Regions from separate parts of the Homo sapiens genome. Here region 1 is linked to region 2. Evidence: chromatin contacts called from ENCODE Hi-C or POLR2A ChIA-PET data. All regions are on one chromosome and are shown on one strand. Each heading gives the region's core, a stretch centred on a gene start or an enhancer-like site at or near the end of the contact. The rest is flanking DNA. Distances are from core to core; before and after follow the strand shown. Region 1 overlaps GAK (cyclin G associated kinase). Region 2 overlaps PCGF3 (polycomb group ring finger 3).

Region 1 (3,224 bases), core at 673-3,172, 120 kb before region 2:
ATTGGTCTGCTTTACCGATGGCCTGGCCTGCCACGGTGCTGGCGCCCGCCTGGCTGCACTTCCCAGCTCTGGGGTCAGTGTTGCCCCGAGGCTGCTGGCCAGTGCCAGTGCCCTGACGCCCTCCCTCTCCTGCAGGGAAGCCGGAGCTTCCCCGGCAGCCTGGCTCCACGGCTCAGTATGATGCTGGGGCAGGGTCCCCGGAAGCCGAACCCACAGACTCTGACTCACCGCCAAGCAGCAGCGCGGACGCCAGTCGCTTCCTGCACACGCTGGACTGGCAGGGTAGGCAGCGTCCCTGGACCTGGCCACTTGCAGAGGGCAGGCCCCTGGTCTGGAGGTGCCCCTGGGGCAGGGCAAGCGTCTTGGGAGACGGGCCTCCGGCAGAGCTGAGTTGCACCTCAGTGGGGCTGTGCACCCGGCATGTCAGCCTGTTCTTTAATGGCTCACGAGCTAAGAATGATTTCATATCTTTTTAAAGGTGAAAAAAAAAGAACATGCCCACAAAGTCTGAAATAACAACCCTCGCTCTTCATCCCAGTCTGTGGGCCTGGGGAGGCTGGCAGCATGGGCCATGCTGGCGGGGCCCCTGGGTACAGGGGAAGGGCCTGGGCGGAGGGACAGACTGTCACCACCTGGGGATCCCACACCTCTCTTTGCCCACACCCCCAGTGGGCTCCCAGCCCCTCTGAGGCTTTTCAGGAAAACACCTGGGCGCCATCACTGGACCTCACCCCAGACACACCCCAAGGGATGCACCTGCCACTTCCTGTCCCAGCACCCCTGGCCTTCCCATCGGGCTCGTCCCTTCTGCCGCCTGTTCCCAGAGCACCCTTGATTGGTGTTCCTACCCCCTAGTGCTGCCATGTGGCCCCCACTTGACTCAGCCTGAGGCACCGCAGAGGCCCAGGCGGAGAGAGCCACAGGCAGACCCTTGAGGCAGAGGCTGGAGGTGGGTGTGCTGGAGACGCCTCAGGAACAACACCCCACCGCCCGCCCAGAAGCTTCTGCAGCACTCGCCAGGGCCCTGGGCCAAGGAGGCGCTGAGGGGCCGTGCCATGGGGACATTGGTGCTGGCCATGTGGGTTCGCCAAGGCCCTGGGCTGAGGGGACGCGCCGTGGGGACCCTGGTGTTCCTGCAGCACTTGCCAAGGCCCTGGGCCGAGGAGGTGCCGAGGGGCCATGCCATGGGGACCCTGGTGCTGGCCACGTGTGTTCACCAAGGCCCTGGGCCGAGGAGGCCCTGAAGGGACGCGCCGTGGGGACCCTGGTGCTGGCCACGTGTGTTCACCAAGGCCCTGGGCCGAGGAGGCCCTGAAGGGACGCGCCGTGGGGACCCTGGTGCTGGCCGTGTGGTCTCACTAGCCTGTGGTTTTGTTTCCTTTTCGCAGAAGAGAAGGAGGCAGAGACTGGTGCAGAAAATGCCTCTTCCAAGGAGAGCGAGTCTGCCCTGATGGAGGACAGAGACGAGAGTGAGGTGTCAGATGAAGGGGGATCCCCGATCTCCAGCGAGGGCCAGGAACCCAGGGCCGACCCAGAGCCCCCCGGCCTGGCAGCAGGGCTGGTGCAGCAGGACTTGGTTTTTGAGGTGGAGACACCGGCTGTGCTGCCAGAGCCTGTGCCACAGGAAGACGGGGTCGACCTCCTGGGCCTGCACTCCGAGGTGGGCGCAGGGCCAGCTGTACCCCCGCAGGCCTGCAAGGCCCCCTCCAGCAACACCGACCTGCTCAGCTGCCTCCTTGGGCCCCCTGAGGCCGCCTCCCAGGGGCCCCCGGAGGATCTGCTCAGCGAGGACCCGCTGCTCCTGGCAAGCCCGGCCCCTCCCCTGAGCGTGCAGAGCACCCCAAGAGGAGGGCCCCCTGCCGCTGGTACGTGTTTCTGTTCTGAAGGCGAGTGGCTTCACAGTAGATGAGTGATGAGGCTGAGTCATTCTCACTGCATGGGCGTGTTTCGAAGGTGCTTGCAGGAAGGGAACGTGCCCTTCCCCCACCTCCCCCAGGAGCAGCCTCGGGGTCATGTCAGGGTTCTGTGCTGCCCACCTGAGCTCACGGGCCGGGAGCTACTGGCTTCTCCATCTCAGCAGTGTTGCTGTGTCCCTGGGAAAGTCATCCTGAGGCGTGGGGCACGGGGAGCCCCTGGGCTGACTGCCTCAGTGCCCCTGCGAGGGCAGCCGTGGGGTCTGGGCTGCCCAGCTGGAGTGGCCTCTTGGGCAGGCCTGACTCCAGAGCTGGGCTCCTTTGTCTTCAGGCAGCCGGGCTGAGTCCTCCCCATGCCCGCCTGTCCCCACAGCTGACCCCTTTGGCCCGCTTCTGCCGTCTTCAGGCAACAACTCCCAGCCCTGCTCCAATCCTGATCTCTTCGGCGAATTTCTCAATTCGGACTCTGTGACCGTCCCACCATCCTTCCCGTCTGCCCACAGTGCTCCGCCCCCATCCTGCAGCGCCGACTTCCTGCACCTGGGTAAGTGCCTCTCGCCTGGCAGCCAGCTCTCCATGGCCGCCTCCCTCAGGACCGCAGCCTCTGGTGGGAAACAGAGCTGTGGGTCTCAGGCAGTGGTGGGGCTGGACTGTGTGGCCTCCGGGTGCGCTCCTTGCGGCCCAAGCATCCTGCAGGACGTCCCAGAGGTCAGGACAGACTGCTCCCTGCTCTGTCTCCCCAAACCATCCCCAAACCTGGAACAGGTTGTGGGGCCCTGCAGTGCCTCAGTCGTCTGTGACTGGCAACAGGTGTTTCTCCAGGCCTCCTCAGGCCCAGGCCTTGCAGCTGTTAGCAGAGAAGGCCACCTGCACCCAGAGCTTGTGTAGGGACCAGAGGTCAGAGGGAGGCAGCTGGGGGACCCAGGGTCCGGGAAGCTGACCTGGTCTGGGTGTAGCAGGGGCCGTGGGGCACCGTATCCATGGGGAGGAGGTCAGGCGCCGGGGCACAGCATGGCTTGTTTAGACAGACGCCGGTGGGGCCAGGCCCTGGGAGAGGGCTGCGCGCCCCTCCAGTGTGGTCCTAGGGGAAGGAGCCTGGGTTCTCTCTCCTGAGGAGGCAGCAGCGTGGTCCACGGCGTACTCTGGGGTGATGATGGTGACCATTGCAGGATGGCTTGTGGGCGGGTGTGTGGAGTGCAGCCTTGCAGCGTTGGGGCGGGTGCCGCCAGAGGTGTGCTGCGTGGCCAGAGCCAGGGCAGACAGGACCTGCTGGGCCCTCTGTCTGCCGAAGGCAGCTCAGCCAGGTGGAGC
Region 2 (3,367 bases), core at 681-3,180:
TCTGAGTTGGCTGCTGAACAAACCTAGAGCTGGAGCCCAGCCAGGGGTGGGAGGGCCAGAGCCTCCAGGCACAGGCACAGCATCCACAGCTTCATGCCCTTTGGAGGGGCCACCGGGGGAGGGCACAAGGCTGAGAGCAGAAACATGGGCCTGGGTGGCAGGTGCTTCCCTCATATGTTTTTTTTTTTTTAATGCTTAGTATTAAAAGCACAGAATTTAATCAGTTCATCCGAGTGACTGAGGAGGGCTTAAGAGTTAAGAGAAGAAACGACTGTCTCTGGTGTGAGGGGGACAACACACAGCCCGTGACCGGCAGGAGCTCAGGGGCCACCGCACTGGGCTCAGAAGTGACGTGCGGACGTGGCGAAGCACAAATCCAAACACACCAGGAAGACACCAGAAACGGCCACAAAACCCATGCAACCTCCCGTTAAGCCTAAATAACTATAACGTCGCATCAAAACTTCAGTAAGATGAAGAAGCGATTCCTAGAATAAAATTAGTGTGAAATAAAATTTTAAAATTACCCAAAACAATCTGGAACAAACCCTCGGATGACTTCCCAAGTTTTGGAAGACGGAGATCAGGAACTCATCACGAAGTTATAGACGCGGATAATCCCACAAACGGACACGGAATCCAAGTTTAAGGGCAGCCACAAGAAGAACAGAAAGAGAATGCAAAATTCCCAAACCATTAGAGCAGAGAAAGAAGACACCAAAACCGGATCCAAGCCCTCATGGAGAGGGGAAAAAATGTATTCTCACAACAAAGACAACGGGTTAAACTCTCCTATCAAAGAGAACCTGAGATGTGTGCAAAAAAGCAAAGCAAAGGCCTCCGTAACACAGCTGAAACAAATGACAGGGAGGGTGGAAGCAGAGACCAACAGCAACTGTAGCGATGTTAGTACAAGAGAATCGGGGGTTAGAGCGAAAACACACTGAACAGGAAAAAAGAAAAAAAAAGAATCCACACTGGCAAAAGGTGCAAGTCATCAAAACTACGTAAGAACCATCAGCCTGCATAGCCAGCAGCACGGCTCCTAAGCAACACCGCGAGGTTACAGAGACACGGAGAAAACAAGAATCCACAAGAAAAACGACCGGACTTGGATGTCGGAGTTCACAATCTCCCAGGCTGCCTGCTTGTTTCTCATTCATTCAACTTAACACCTCAAAGTGCCTCACAAATAGGAAATCATTTAATCTTCATAAAAACCTCGAGGCAATCTCACCACCACCTCACGCCACAGACAGAGAAACTGAGGCAGAGGTAGGTCACTTGTGAAGGGCCACACCCTGGCTAAAGGCAGAGCAGGACGTGGGCAACTGGCCCCCGGGGTCCGCTTGTTTACCCACCACACCAACCAGCAAACTCAGCCAAAGGAAAATCACCCCAGGACCCCTGGAAAATCTGCACCCAAGTGAACAAGCAAGAAGATCTCAATCCCCCAAGGCAGAGATCCGTGTAGACAACACTCCCTGACCGCCCGGGAAGGAGACTAGAAAGAGGAGTGGATGGAACCCAAAAAGGCCACGTTACTCAAATGTTTCAGAACAAACTTCTCGATTAAAAAGGAACTCTGATGAAATTACAGCTTCTTTAGAAATGAATGCCAGTGAAAATATTATTCATCAAAGTCCGCAGGGAGCAGCCAGGAGCACACAGGAAACACAGCCGGAAATGCGCTTACAAAGACTTGGCGGGCACGTGGGCTCACGCCTGGAATCCTGGCACTTTGGGAGACTGAGGCAGGTGGACTGCTTCAGCCCAGGAGTTCAGACCGGCCTAGGCAACACAGCAAGACTCCATCCATCTCTACAAAAAATTAAAAAAGTTAACTGGTGTGATCTGCCAACAGTGTCTGCTACTCTGGAGGCTTGGGCAGGAGCCCAGGAGGCAGAGGGTACAGGGAGCTGTGATTGCACCATTGCACTCCAGGTTGGGTGAGAGAGCCAGATCCCGTCTCAAAGAATAACAAAAGACTTTTAACTCAAGATGTCAGAAAAAAAAAAGTTTTAAGAAAATTCAGCAAGGCTGGGTGCAGTGACTCACACTTTGGGAAGCCGAGGCAGGTGGATCACGAGGTCAGGAGTTCAAGACCAGCCTGGCCAACATGGTGAAACCCCATTTCTACTAAAAATATAAAAATTAGCCGGGTGTGGTGGGGTGTGCCTGTAATCCCAGCTACTTAGGAGGCTGAAGCAGGAGAATCGCTTGAACCCAGGAGGCAGAGGTTGCAGTGAGCCAAGATTGTGCCACTGCACTCCACACTCCAGCCTGGCGACAAAGTGAGACTGTCTCAAAAAAAAAAAAAAAAAAAAAAAAGGAAAGAAAATTCAGCAGGGCATGGTGGCTCATGCCTGTAATTCTAGAACTTTGGGAGGCTGAGGTGGGTGGATCACCCGAGGTCAAGAGTTCAAGATCAGCCTGACCAACATGGAGAAACCCCATCTCTACTAAAAATTCAAAATTAGCCAGGCGTGGTGGCGCATGCCTGTAATCCCAGCTACTTGGGAGGCTGAGGCAGGATAATCGCTTGAACATGGGAGGCAGAGGTTGCAGTGAGCCGAGATCGTGCCATTGCACTCCAGCCTGGGCAACAAGAGCAAAACTTCATCTCAAAAAAGAAAAAAACAAAATTCAATATTTGATCAATTTAAAAAAATTGGCCCTTTTGAAAGCAACAAATAAATCTTTAGCACGTCAAGGATCAAAAGAAAAGGTAAATATTAGTAAAAGTAAACACTGATATAAATTTAAAACTGCAAAACAGAGATTAAACTGGAGGAGGACATCACACACAGCTTTACATCGATCCATGGAAAACCACACCAGAGTAAAGGGGAGCAGCAGCCTGCACCCCTCTGGAACACCAGCCCACCCAGCAGACCCCAAAACTGAATTTCCACGAGATCCCAGGGGGTTCCTCACCACTGGGGAACTGCTGTAAGGACAAGTACCTAACAAAGGCCAACCAGGAAAGACCCAGGGGCCTCCGCGCAGACGAGACCAACACCAGAGACAGAAAAACAGCGTGGTTCCAGGAGAGCCGCCAAGCCACCAACAGAGGAAGCACCAGGTACGTCAACATCGGAAACCAGGCATGGCAGTGAAACCGGGGTCATGAAAGAAGAAGGTGATTTCCTCGCTTCCTGCCCCTCCGGACCCCTTCTCTGAACTGGCCGCTCTTCTCTACTGACCCACAAGGCAACGCCATCACATCCCACGTTGGACACACGTGTCTATTTCTGTAATGCTCACTGAACGTTTTAAACAACGTGTAAATGTAAACTAAAAAATTAAGGTTCCGTTACTTGGCTGGGCGCGGTGGCTCATGCCTGTAACCCCAGCACTTTGGGAG

Evidence for each region. A loop is a pair of places that touch in the nucleus more often than their neighbours do. ChIA-PET counts read pairs that join two places held with the same protein, here RNA polymerase II (POLR2A). Pooled maps may share reads with other maps.
Region 1: a map of right lobe of liver shows a loop between it and region 2 (1.9-fold over the local background). The contact joins two enhancer-like sites. A Hi-C loop is called at or near these places in 1 of 168 maps with a recorded cell type or tissue (right lobe of liver), 5 of 37 single-sample maps with no recorded cell type and 12 of 50 pooled maps. POLR2A ChIA-PET finds 5 or more read pairs at or near these places in 2 of 52 experiments (AG04449 and H1).

Annotation. Positions count from the first base shown.
Region 1 is chr4:865,597-868,820 of GRCh38, reverse strand. It overlaps GAK (cyclin G associated kinase), which reads left to right. Exons shown (of 28, transcript NM_005255.4): 20 at 136-282; 21 at 1,389-1,865; 22 at 2,287-2,457. Among named protein-coding and RNA genes, the nearest start is that of CPLX1, 41 kb to the right of the region's middle. RefSeq lists an enhancer at 1,285-2,484. Within about 2 kb of position 1,922, at least 2 of the 41 ENCODE cell types and tissues checked have a DNase peak (open chromatin) inside an H3K27ac peak, as active enhancers do.
Region 2 is chr4:748,441-751,807 of GRCh38, reverse strand. All of the region lies in intron 8 of PCGF3 (polycomb group ring finger 3), which reads right to left. LOC124900163 (chloride intracellular channel protein 6-like) reads left to right here. Exons shown (of 2, transcript XM_047416474.1): 2 at 1-3,367. Among named protein-coding and RNA genes, the nearest start is that of PCGF3-AS2, 26 kb to the right of the region's middle. Within about 2 kb of position 1,930, at least 3 of the 41 ENCODE cell types and tissues checked have a DNase peak (open chromatin) inside an H3K27ac peak, as active enhancers do.